Regions from separate parts of the Homo sapiens genome. Here region 1 is linked to region 2. Evidence: chromatin contacts called from ENCODE Hi-C or POLR2A ChIA-PET data. All regions are on one chromosome and are shown on one strand. Each heading gives the region's core, a stretch centred on a gene start or an enhancer-like site at or near the end of the contact. The rest is flanking DNA. Distances are from core to core; before and after follow the strand shown. Region 1 has its middle 220 kb from the start of PPARGC1A. Region 2 overlaps LOC124900681 (a long non-coding RNA gene).

What was found. Hi-C counts contacts between places; a loop is a spot of excess contacts on that map. ChIA-PET counts read pairs that join two places held with the same protein, here RNA polymerase II (POLR2A).
Region 1: a loop to region 2 is called in a map of dorsolateral prefrontal cortex, with 3 times the contacts of the local background. The contact joins two enhancer-like sites. A Hi-C loop is called at or near these places in 1 of 168 maps with a recorded cell type or tissue (dorsolateral prefrontal cortex). POLR2A ChIA-PET finds 5 or more read pairs at or near these places in 2 of 52 experiments (AG04449 and WTC11).

The regions. Positions count from the first base shown.
Region 1 is chr4:24,104,290-24,111,371 of GRCh38, reverse strand. It overlaps a transcript of PPARGC1A not described here. Among named protein-coding and RNA genes, the nearest start is that of PPARGC1A, 220 kb to the right of the region's middle. Within about 2 kb of position 5,536, at least 3 of the 41 ENCODE cell types and tissues checked have a DNase peak (open chromatin) inside an H3K27ac peak, as active enhancers do.
Region 2 is chr4:24,474,226-24,480,429 of GRCh38, reverse strand. It overlaps LOC124900681 (a long non-coding RNA gene), which reads right to left. Exons shown (of 2, transcript XR_007058077.1): 1 at 5,132-6,204; 2 at 2,095-2,430. Among named protein-coding and RNA genes, the nearest start is that of MIR573, 43 kb to the left of the region's middle. Within about 2 kb of position 2,314, at least 2 of the 41 ENCODE cell types and tissues checked have a DNase peak (open chromatin) inside an H3K27ac peak, as active enhancers do.

The DNA.
Region 1 (7,082 bases), core at 4,287-6,786, 370 kb after region 2:
GTGTATATAATGTATGACCTACCGAAGATTAGAAACCCCAATAGAGAGAACATGTCTTTGAATCAAGTATGTCTGGAGAATGTTCATGAGTCTGAGATGAAGGCTTCAAATAATGAAGTCAATATACACAACACTGAAGAAAGAAAGCTGGCTCTCCCACTCATTTCATCAACTAGGAATCTCAATTAACAATCAATAGGTGTTTAATAAATACACAGAGTTCAAACAGTATTGTAATAAGTAACGTTTGCAATAATCTCCCTAGGGCAATGCAAGATGTGTGACCTCAGAGAAACAACAAAGAGAGATTAAATATCTTAAAATGCCTTCTCTGTGTAGCTGCTAAAATAAGAAATGATCAAAAAATCAAAGTCAGTGTGAAATAAAACAGTATTTAAGTTATTTATGTAGAATGACCTACCAGAATATCTAGTACTGGGCTTAAAAGTCAGAAGGCCTGGTTTTCAGACATGTTTCTTTCATGTTTTAACTGTAGGACCTTAAGCAAGGTAGTATACATTTCTGAGCCTTTTTCAGCTTCCCTTTTGAAAATGAAGATAGATACAACGTATATCTCATTGGGTTCTTGAGAAGTTTAAGATGATGAATGTGCCGAGCTTGCATAGTGCTGGGCACATTGGAGATGTTTAATGTGCCTGTCAAGTGTTAGTTCTCTTTCCTTTTACATCAAGAAAAACTTTTTTTGCACCTTGTATGTTTGAAATTTTCCAAAAATGGCCATTATTGTACCAAGTTCATGAAAAGGACCTCATTGTTTTTACTTGTGTTTCTTGCTGTGTCCCCAGATGCCTATTTGGCTACCAACACCTGGGCCTTCTTTCCTGTTGATTATTTTCCTGTTGATCATTTGGTGATCTTTCTTGCAGAGCTGGGACAGGAGTTGGTAGAGTAGGAGCTGAGACTTTTAAGTCCCACAGCACTAAATTAAGTGATTTAGACAGGTGTTTGTTTAGTATTGCAATTCAGGTATCTATCTGATTTCATCTGAGTTGCTCAGGGCAACCTCATCCTAAAAACCACGGGTTGAGATATTTATAAGTGAAGCATAGCTTATTGAGCTCTTAAGTTAAAATCTGGTGGTGTTTTAAACTACATTTGGGTTATCTCCATACACAATGTGTCCATTGATCTTCTTACCTAAGGCTAAGTTGGGCTCGAAATGGGTAGGGTAGACCAGATGGCTAGGTGAGGGCACTGGAATTCAGGCCAAGGAGTTCAGGCTTGCTGTGGTAGACAGCTGAGCACTGGAGCAGGGCAAATAAGTCACGTGGAAGGAAGCACAGTCTGGTCTTCACCTGTAAAAAGATGGAGAGCTCATAGGGCAGAGTCAGAGACCCCTGCTGGAGGATGGCTGCTGGGGGTTCCTCCTCCCCTCATGCCTCACTTCCTCTCTAGGCTCCTGGGGTTTCTTTCTTCTCCACCTCCTCTGTGGGGATGCTGAGCCCATCTGCAGTAGCTGGAGGACAGGATCTTGGCTCTGCTCCACCACTTCTAAGGAAGCAAAGGTAGACCACGGAACGCATTTTCAAGAACACATGCCTTGCCTCCCTGCCCCTCATCCTTGAACTTGTTCCTCCTTCCTAGCCCTTTGCTTACAACCATGGGGAAGCCTAGGAAGGGAAAGTGGTGTGGGACACTCTACTACTCAGGATCTATTTTCAAGGTCGATTGTAGGGATCAATAATTGAACAGTGAGTTTTAAATATGAAGTGCCATATAAATGCTAAATAGACTTGTAATTGATGGAGACTCTAACATTTCAGATGCCGTAAGTTGGGATGGGAATGAATAGATATGAAAGCTTATTCCATAAATACCATGATGAAGTAACACATTCATTTGTTCAACAAATATTTATCCAGTGCCTCCTAGGAGCCAGATATTATGGTAGATGCTAGAGATACCAAGTGAATAACCACAAAAATAATGCTAAGCCTCCTTCCCACCCACAACCCCCAATCCACAGAAGTTGCATTCTTATGGAGAGAGGTGATAAGCAAACGAATAAAAGTGTGTGTGTGTGTGTGTGTGTGTGTGTGTGTGTGTGTGTGTATAATGAAATGGTGTTAAGTGCTATGGAGAGAAATAAAGTAGAGGGGGTATAAGGAGTTGGGGAAATGTGAAATTTTAAATAAAGCAGACTAGACAAGGCCTGCTGGGGGCCATATTTTAATAATTAATTATTACCAATAAGTTTCAATTTTCCAAATGAAAATCAATTTCAGCCTAGGGTAAAAAAATGCCTTTTCTGTTACCTACATATCCTTTCTAGCAATGGCATTTATGGTCTCAGGTGTGTGTGTGTGTGTGTGTGGTGTGTGTGTGTGTGTGGTGTGTGTGTGTGTGTGTGTGTGATTTTTATAGCTCCCACATTAGGATTTGTTTTTACCAATATTTCCAAGGTCCAAAAGTTCACTAGTACTTTTTTCTAATTCTTTCCAGTATTTTAAATCTTCCTCTTCCCATCTTTTTCTCTCAACACATCCTTTTTTTTCCCCTAAGTTTAGCAGCATCTTCTGGCCAAAGTTACTGCTGTATGTGCTCCCAGAAATTCAAATTCAGTGAACCTTGGGAACTCATGGATGAACCCCAGGCTCCACTGGGTGTTCATGAAAATGTGCACAGCTGTGACTTACTGGTCAAGAGTCCAGGCTCTGGATTCAGCGCTGAGATCTTGTACAAGTTATTTGATCTTTCTGGGCCTCAATTTCCTCATCTGCAGAATGAGGATAATGATTCCTCCTGCAGAGAGCTGTGTTGTGAATTCAATGCGTGGTCCATGGATGGACAGGATACAGCACATTGGCTAACCTATATATAATAGGCTCAAGAGATGTTAGGTGCCCACCTCCTGATTTTCTTCTCATTCTAAGTATTGAAAGATAATTAGTATAGTATAATAATACTTATTATTAGAACTTAATCTTAGAACTAGAGTGGATTGTGGAAATTATTTGGCCTAATGGTTTTAAAATTAATAAAATTATTTTTTAATCAATAGAAGAAACCCTAGTTTTTCCCAGTGAAATTCAGCTAGGAACACTTGTACATAAGGAAGATAATTGGGATTAAGCTTGTTGAAATGGGAGGAAGATGTCTGGATACTCTCAGCATATGTCCCTTGAGACCTCAACCCTCTCTTCTCTCACAGGAGCACCCTCTAAGGCACTTGGAGAAATACTAGAACTTCTTAGCTTTTTTAAGCTAACCAAGGCAATTTAGGCATATGGGAAAGAGACTGACTCTAATCTTCCATCAGAGGCTGTGCATCCTCAAATTCTCCTTGTAAACAGTCAATCACAACTGCCTTCTCCATAGAAAAATTTGAAGTAGAGGACAGTCTTATCCCACCTGCTCTATTTCCTTCCCTTTTTGTCTTCTATTGAATTTTTTCCTTCCAGTGTCACCAGTGGCTATCTACTTGGCAAACCTAATAAATTTTTCATCCTCTTTAATCTCTATGCAGCATCTACAATTGACAGTCTCATCCATTCTGAAACTCTATCACCCTGGGTTTCCATGATCCTATAGCAAAGGCTTGAAGCCAATCATCCTTCTAAATGATAGCTTTGATTACTTCACTCCCTCTCTCAGAAGTCCTCCATGGCTCCCTATTGCCTGCAGAACCAACTGTACACACTACAACTGATATTCAAGGCCCTTCATAATCTATCCAGTATTAAGCTTTCCTTCTAACCTTAAATTTTGTGACTGACCTAGATTATTGTCTGAACATGCTCTACACTTCCAAATTGTGTTTTTGAAGCTGAGAAGGTCTACTTATAGCTGGGGAAAAAATAAGGCTGGTAGTAAAGAAGATGTGAAAGAGAAAAGACTATTTCATCTGGACCTGGTAAGGTGAGTCAGATCGAAAATAATAGGGATGACAGAAAGAAACTGACATACCCACTGCCATTCATTAAGAGTCTTGGAGTATGTGTCTTTGTCAACCCTACTAGACGGAAGTCATTTGAGATCAGGGATCAATGTGTTATTCATCTTCAGAGCTACTATTGTACCCAACTCACAACTCGGTTCATTATAATCTTCAACAAATGAATGCACAAAAGAAGAAATGATTGACTCAATTTGAAGTCTAGAAAACTTTAAAAAGTTACACAAGTGAATACAGTATATTAATTAACAGATTCAACCATTTGCAAAATGAAAAGTAATATAGCAATGTGCTTTTATTATCCAATTTCCTAATGTGTTTTTGTGTTTATAAATGATGCAATTATGCTATTACAATGTATTTGTGTTCATTAATAATTTTGAACAGAGGAAAACCAATGCCCTGTTGGAAGTATTTGTATACCTGGCCTTTTTATCATGGCTTTTCCAGAGGAAGCTATATCAGTTATTTTTTGCCAAATAATGCTATATCACAAAGCACTCTAAAACTTAATGGCTTGAAGCAACCACCATTTATTATTGCTCATGATCTAAGGGTTTTCTGTGCAGTTCTGCTGCTAGGCCAGGCTCTGCTGATCTCAGCTGGGCTCACTCTTGCATCTGAGCCAGCTGGTGGGTCAGCTGGGGGCTGGCAGGTCATGTGAGCAAGGATGCCCTTGGCTTTGCTTTAAGACTATTGACCGAAGCAAGGGACAAGGCACTTTTGCCACAGTCTATTGGCTAAAGCAAGGGACAAGGCAGCTGAGATTCAAAGGGTGGGGAAACCAACTAAACTACCTCATATGGTGGGAGTCATTGCAGAGTCACATGGCAAAGGAAATAGATACAGGGAGGGACAGAGAATCGGGGACTTCTTTGTAATCAGTCTGCCATAGAAGATCTACATGCCTCTTTAGTTTCTCTTGAGATTAAGAAGGAAACTAGGGACGATTCTTGAAAGACCCTGGGCTTCCTTTTTCTGTTGAGGCTCAAGTTGCTACTTGAAGGTGCTCAAAGTGTTGCCATTCGACCTGCCCCTGAATCAGGTTCAATTCTTTAAAACCTAATTTCATATTCTGTCCTTTTCATGCCCTCTTCATTTCTTATCTTCTAGCCCAGGAAATGATAGATCAGTTGATTGTTGCCTTTGTGTCTATAATGAGTATAGAAGAAAAAAAGACTGGGAAATTCATAAGAAACAGATACATGGAGAAACTTAAAGGAGGCATCTTTCGGTTTGCCTCTTTCTGGGCTTGCTTTATTAAAGGCAAAATCTGGAAGAAAATAAAGTCTGCGGGCATCTTTTTTTGGCTTGGGCAGGATCTAACTAGGTGTGTGAGGGCATCCGGGGGCGGGGAAACGAATGGAAGTGCTGATCTGGGATATTGGAAGGCACCAGAAAGAAGGGACTGATCAATAGCTATTTTTCAACTGCGTAGCATAATTTGTGTCAGGCTGCTGAAATGAGTTAGTGCTTCATAGTTAATGGCTGTGAGCACATTCCTTTATTGCAGCACTCTCCAAAATGTTTGCCGTCAACAATTCTAAAAGGCTGTGAGTGACTCACAGCCAAAGTGAGTAATGCACTGGAACTTCGTGAGCTGGGGCCTCTTCTCCGAAAACCTTCCCCTTGGACACCATGTCTCTGTATTTACATCTCCGGCTTGGCTGCTCCTCAAATCATCTAGTCTTCTTGCCATCTTGTTTGGATATCACTCTTCTTTCAAGCCTCTCTTCCTTTATTTGGGGATTTCCTGGTTCCACCACTCAACCCTTTCTTAGGCTCTACACAAACACCATTCGCTTATTATATAAGGGTGGTCCATGGACGAGTAACATAGGCATCATGGAGGAGCTTATGAGAATGCAGAGTTCTGGGCACGACTCCAGACATACTGAATCAGAGTCTGCATTGAAACAAGATACCCAGAAGATCTGTGTGAACAGGAAGATTTGAGAAACACTGGACTATTTCATAAACATTGATTTTCGCCCCTGCTATTTCCATTCCCTCACTTTTAACGTCCTCAGGCCCTTTTATCTCTTACCTTAGGTTGGAAAATACCTCCCCCTAGCTTTTCACCAGTGATCCTAAAGTGTGATGAGCTGCCAAGTCAAGGATTGAAATAAAGTCCCATTAGAAGGTTTGCTTTTTCAAGGTTGTGTATTTGCTTGGGTCATTGGAAACTGGTGGTGGCTGTTTTCTTCCTCTGTAACGTGGGATAAACCATGAAGAAGTCTGAAAATTACACAATTCTATAAGCAAAGTCCACACTATCTTACCTTCACTGTGCTCTAGTGTTAATCAAGCCTTTCTGCCAGAAGAATGGGTGTTGTGTGTGACTCGAGGCATATTAGAAACATGTTCCAATGTAAATAGCTCCCACATGAGTGAGTTACACCCATTCATTGAGTGCTCACCTTGAACCACGTGCCATACATGGGCGTTGCATGTTCACACTGTGATTTAATATGCACATCAGCCCAGTGAAGTATGATCCCCATTTTCCAGATGATGAAATTGAGGCTCAGGGAAGGGAAGTAAATTGCCCAAAGTTACACAGCTGGTGAACTGCAGTATTTGAAAGAGGCTACATTTTTAAGTACCGTGTGATTTCTCCATCTGCAGATTCCTTTCTTTAGCTGTAAAAGGCTTTTTCCTCAGGGTTTACTGGGCATATATTTTTGGGGAGAGGCGTTGCACCAAGCTAATTGTTGACCTTCTTCCACATCTCGTCACAGGTATACAAACAGCCCCATTCCTGCTTTTGTCTTTATTGTCTGATTCACATGCTTCCTCCAGTTTGATGTTCCTTCTGATTGCTTCCAATGAGATGTCAGCTCTCTCTCTGAATTGTGTTGCCCACAGTCCTCTGGAAGCTCTACTTCCTTGTGGAATTACCACTCTAACAAGGACGGTCCATCCTTTGCTTCCCTCTTCTCCCTTTGCTTTGCCTGGCACTGTGCCTGGCAGATCACAAATAACACGTATTTGTTCAGTGAATTGAATCTGAGCTGATTTCTCTCTGACAGGGACCTTGGGAGTGTCAGAGCCCAAGTGGGGGAAAGGTTGTTGACAGAGGAGAATTTTCCACACAGCCTATTTCACACTTTTTACCAAGGACCTGCACAGATCTCTCTTAAAATACAGTCCACAAAGCACTGAA
Region 2 (6,204 bases), core at 1,065-3,564:
TAAGTACAGGGAGATCAGATGTTCTGGCAAATGAGGTTACCAAGCTTCCTGTTCTTCCAAGACTGTGGGTGGTAGAGTTTCTGGTGTCCAGTCTATTGTCATATAGCTTTTTTTCCTGGCAGCTTTGTTCCTATTTGTAGCATCCAAACCCAATTCTCTAACCCTCCTGGAAATTATATGAGTTACCTAAGACTTTCTGCCTAAAGTATCTGAAGTGAATTCTGTTGCCTGCAAATAACAACCTGTGATATGCTCATCAGTGAACTTCATTTATTATTATATATTTTATTTGTTGTTCTACAGGTAGTGACACCTTTTTTCTGAACATAGCGTCTGCTCCTTAAAGACAAAAAAGTGGTCACGTACCCTCTATCATGTTAGCCACAGTGCAGAGAACATAGTAGGTGCAATGTGGATGACTGCCATTTTTGCCTGCTTGACATCCAATCATCATTCTCCCAAAAGTACCAGATACACAGACTGTCCTCGAATTTTCCTCTGGGAAGCTACGTCTTCTTCAGTCTGTTTATTTGCTTTGGTGTTATGGACTTCTAGAGCCAAGGATGGGCATGAGACTCAAGCCTGGCCAATCACAGAGCATTGCATCCCACTGATTACCATAATTAATGTAAAGATGGGAACATGACCCAATCAGAGCCAATGTTTTAGGATCTAAGGATTTTTGACTGGACTGTTGAGAGAGAGAGAGGGAGGGAGGGAGGGAGGGAGGGAGAGAGAGAGAGAGAGATGCACATCTATCTCATCTGTCTACTCTCTTTCTGTTAGGACCACTGATACAAAGGAAGAGGTGAGCCAGTTATGTTGGAGGCTCCATGTGGAATGGAAAATGAAGTCAACCCAAAGGCAAGCAAAGCCAAGAAATTGGGTTGTTGACACTGTTTGAGATTTGCATAGACCAGCCTTGCCTGAAAACACCCCTACTCCTGGGCTGTTCAGTCAGGAAAACCATTAAAGTTCTTAAAAATTTTTTTGTTTTGTTTTAGCCAGTGAAGTTGGGTTTTTGTCACTTGCAACTGAGTCCTGACTAATACAGAGGTTGTCCAGAAATATCTCCTGATTGGGTCATCAGAAAAAGGGCAAGAGTTGAAGGTCTTAATTCCCTATTTTCTCCCTTCCTTTCCTTTCCTTTCCCTTCCCGTCCCTTCCCTTCCCTTCCCTTCCCTTCCCTTCCCTTCCCTTCCCTTCCCTTCCATTCCCTTCCCTTCCCCTTCTTCCTTCTTCCTTCTTCTTCCTTCTCCTTCTCCTTCTTCTCCTTCTTCTCCTTCTCCTCCTTCTCCTTCTTCTCCTTCTTCTCCTTCTTCTTCTTCTTCTTCTTCTTTTTCTTCCTCTTCTTCTCTTTTTTTTTTTTGATAGAATCTTGTTCTGTCACCCAGGTTGGAGTGCAGTGGCACAATCTGGGCTCACTGCAACCTCCACCTCCCAAGTTCAAGCGATTCTCTTGCCTCAACCTCCTGAGTAGCTGGGATTACAGGCACCCACCACCATGCCTGGCTAATTTTTTTTTTTTTTTTTGGTATTTTTAGTAGAGATGGGGTTTTACCACGTTGACCAGGCTGGTCTCGAACTCCTGACCTCAAGTGATCCACCTGCCTCAGCCTCCCAAAGGGCTGAGATTACAGGCGTGAGCCACCGTGCCTGGCCTTAATTCCCTATTTTCTTTTTACACTTTCTCTCACCTCCACTCCAGCCTTTCACCAAGTGATCGAGACATGTCCAGACATTTAATGATTTGATGCAACAAACAATTCAAATACAGCTGAGATGTTTGCCTCCATGAGAGTCAAAAACAAACAAACAAAGAAAATCAAGATGTACCCTGATCAATTACTCTGTTAAACAAATTGGCAGCTGCTTCTGGAAGGGAAGAGACTCCCAGTGAGGGCCAGGCAATGAAAGGATGTGGCTCTGAGCTCTGTCCAGCCATAGATGCTATTTGCCACTGTACAGCATGGTGGTTAAGAACCCTAGCACATATGGAATTAGGGTTGTATGGATCTGAATATTACTCCACACTTGTTAGATGTGCGATCTTGGCCAAAATGCTTAACTTCTATAAATCAGCCTCAGACTGGCTTATAATGAGGAGACGTTTATTGGCTTACACACTTAGAAAGTCCAGGGAGGTGTCTAGCTTCAGGTTGGGCTGGATCCAGTTACTCAAAGGATCTAAGTCAGGAATCTGCAGTGCTTCCTCTCAGGCTCTCTTTCCTTCTGAGCTGGCTTCATTCTTAAGCAGCTGGGTTCATTCCGGTGGGAGTCAAATGGCCTGGAAGAGCGCCAGGCTTACACATTCTCCCAGCCTTGCTCTCCCAGCAGAGAGAGCACGCCTCTCTATGGCTCTGGTGAAAATCTCTATGGCTCTGGAGAGGCAGAGCTCTCATCCGGTCACCTGGGGTCCCCTGCACATCCCTGGAGTGAGAAAGTGAGGTCAGATCACTGAGACGGGGAAGGGAATGTTTCTCAAAGGAAGAGCAGGGGGCTGTTCCCAGAAGAGGGAACCGACACTAGCTGGGTAAAAACAACAGATGCCACTCCTCACTCTCAGACTGTGTTCTCCTGGGAGAAACTGGAAATGTAATCGTTCCCACTTCATAAGGTTTTGGTAAAATTAAATGAGTTAATGTTTGTGTCGCAGATGCTGTTGGTCCCAACTCAGATCCGCACAACCCTGACCATTTCCACGCATGACCATTTCCATGAATTTCCCAGATTCCATCAGCAGCAGCACCCCGTTGCCCGAGGACTTACTCTGGCTGCTAGACCCCACTTTGCCTGTGCTGGCCACAGGTGGGATGTGCCCGGGAGTGACCAACACCTAGGAGTAGCCTTCCACTGAGGAGCTGGAAGATCAGCAAATACCCCAGCCCCTCACACTTCCAGGAGGGTCAGTCTAGACTGTGCATTCCACACTGCCTCCCAGAGGGTCCCAAGCAGAACTAAACTCTTCTTACCCAGAGTTGCACTCCTTACAGCCTCCTCCACTTCTTTCTCTCATTTCTCCTACTTCCTTACCTGTGTTTCCTAGGGTTACCTCCCAAATAAACAACTTGCACTCCAATCCTTTTCTCAAGGAAGCCCAAAGCAAAAGAGATTGTTATGTGCTGTATATCATGCCTGGCACGTTAGAAGCATTCACTAAGTTATTTGTTATTATTACTGCTGTAGCTGTTTTGAGGTTCATTTCTTCTTCAGTTTCTTTTCTTGATTTTTTTTTTTTTTTTGAGACAGTGTCTCACTCTGTCTCTCAGGCTGGAGTGCAGTGGCATCTCAGCTCACTGCAACCTCCACCTTCTGGATCTAAGCGATCCTCCCTCCTTAGCCTCCCAGGTAGCTGGGATTGCAAGTGTGCACCACCATGGCTAATTTTTGTATTTTTAGTAGAGACAGGGTTTTACCACGTTGGTCAGGCTGGTCTCAAACTCCTGACCTCAAGTGGTCCGCCTGCCTCGGCCTCCCAAAGTGCTGGGATTACAGGCGTGAGCCACTGCGCCCGGCCCTGCCTCAGTTTCTTTTTGCATTAACTGTTGCACCCTCCTCCCTGGCCTTGGCATCACGTGTTTTCCACAAAAGGTAACTTCCTCTTCTGTTATACATTCCTTTTGCCCTCCTGACATTTCCGTGTCTCACAATTTCTTAATTTTAATCTTTCCCCAGGGTAATTATGATTTCGATGAGATGTAAACTTTTAAACAGTTTCAAAGTAATAGTGGCAACCCCAAATCCTAATAGACCAAACACTTGTTGAGACTGTAAACTTCTTGAAGGCAGGAATGATATTGGTTTTCACTTTGCCTCAAGTTAACACGTGTTTGCATTCAGAATGCTTTTTTAAATAAGACAAATTAACAGACTTAATAAAGGAAAGAGATGGAATGAAATCGACTTCCTCTGTACATTACATCTGCTTCCCATCTGCAGTTTTAGCCAAAATGATCATTTTTTATTCACATCTACAAGAATTTGGCCTCTTGCATCTGCAGAGCTGAGCAGTCATTCACTAAATGACACCCTAGTGGTACGAGAGTGTTAATGCACCTCATTTATAAACAAGGAAAACACCCCACATCATCTGGACTATTAACTAATTTCCAATACAATATTAATACAAAACTTATTTCTTGGGCGGAAAGTATTTATGAATAAAGATGGATTTGTCACTAATAGGATGATATCAGTTCAACAAATTCCATATTTTCAAAGTGACAAATTGTGACTTGGCAATATGATAGGGGAATACATGCAGAAGAAAGTTTGGTTTGTCTTGAGAGAAACAACCACAGCGGATCTGGAAATCAAAAGCTTTCTGTTTTGGGTTTCCATCTTCAGACTTCTGAATACTGCACAGCAAGGAGTTGGCAAGGTGGCTGGAGTGATCTTTTCTCAATGAGCTTATGGCTCCCTCTGCTTCCCAAGGGGCTGTCTCCATCTGTTCTGGGCCCCGGTGAGGGTAGGGGGTGGGGTGGCAGCTTGTTTTATGTTGCTGAGAACTAGCAAACAAACCTCCAGGTTACTGTGGTGATGCCAGGTGAGCAAATCTATCAAGGAAGGCAGAATTCTTTTGGGGTGACAGAGCTGCCAGGGAGAGGGGTAAGCAGGGAAGGAGGCATTTTATCAGAAAACTATTCAGGTGGCCGTCTTTGGGGGCTTTCCTGTTGAAAAAAGAAAGAGCTGGAGACTTGAGGGGAAACAAACGTTTGAGGCTGGAGGTGAGACTTTTATACAGTGTTCCCCTGTTTGTGCCCAGAGGAGGTTCTTTTAAACCTGTTCCTGCCTCTTTATCCCTGGATGCCTCTGCAGGCCCTGGGCCTGCTAGGTGGATCCATGTATCTGTTTTCCTGTGTGTTTGTTCAGGGAAAGAGAGGCATGAGCCAGAAGTCTTTGGTTCAAGACCCAGCTCTTCCACTTACTAGCTGTAGGAAGGAGGGGGAGTTGGGGAGGGGGGTCTTTCCTTAAGCCTCAGTTTCCTGGTCTATTAAAAAAAAAACTAATAATTGCTGCCTAACAGGGCTCTTGTGGACAGTGATGAGCACATGCAATCAATTTTTAAATTAAGACATTTCACAAATGTACACTTGACATCAACTGGGGGGAAAGGGTTGGAATCACTTACTCCATCTGGTATGCAGGGGGGAAATGTTCATAGAAGAGCAGGCCTGTGATGGGCTCAGTTAGATCTGGAAGAAAGAGGTAGGTGGGGTCACAAAGTTTAGGTTCAATTTCTATCACTTTGTAGCTGCAGGACCTGGGTTAGGTTATTTAGCATCTCTGAGCCTCTTTCCACATCTGTAAAATGGAGATAAAGAGTCCTGATTCTCCCAAAATTGTTGTGAGAAATGAATCCATTTATCCAACAAATAGATGATGGGATAACACAGACAGAATGAACTTCCATTGGTGTGAATGTGGGACCTGAGCTAAAATCAGGGAATCAGTGAGTGGCTGCAGGAACAGAATGTTAACTTGGGCTAACGTATGTATGAAAAGCAGTTTACAAAGTGGACATTTCTATAATGCTCTGTATAAATGTTATTTAGATAGGAAGCCTAAGAAAACACAGGCATTGGGCCTAATTTAATATTTTCTGGTCTCTTTACATTTAATGTTTATAGGGGTGGGACTGCAAGGGGATTGAATTAGGGGCAGTATGAAGAATTCCTCCCTTCTTTTTCTCAGCCAGGAGACACAGGAAACAATAGAGGGAACAATGGAGAAGCCCCTTTATTCAATATTGGTGAGATCAGCACCAATTTCGATAACTGAATAGAACTTCTGTGTGCCTAATACTTTAAAAAAACTATTGTAAGTTTGAAGCCAGGTCAGTCAGCATTATTTGGGCCTGAAGTTAGTACGTAAAATTTCATCTTTCAATGTTCTCTCCAACATCAATTTTTAGAAAAAATATATCCCCCCCTTATAAAAATCTACAGTGGCCAGTGTGGTTAGGCACCACTGATTTGAAACAGCATTCTTCACCAATCCAGAAAAGAGGATGGTGACCTATTTTTTTTTTAAAGATCATTTGACATGCCTTTGAAAAATAAGTCAATCTCAGAAAAAGAAAACAGGTATTTAGCCAGAAATGTTTTCTGAATTTCTACCAGGAGGCATGCTATTCGCAAGGATGAAGGAACTGTCTTTCTAGAGCCATTCTTTGCTCCTGTTTTATTTCCCCTCTGAAATCAC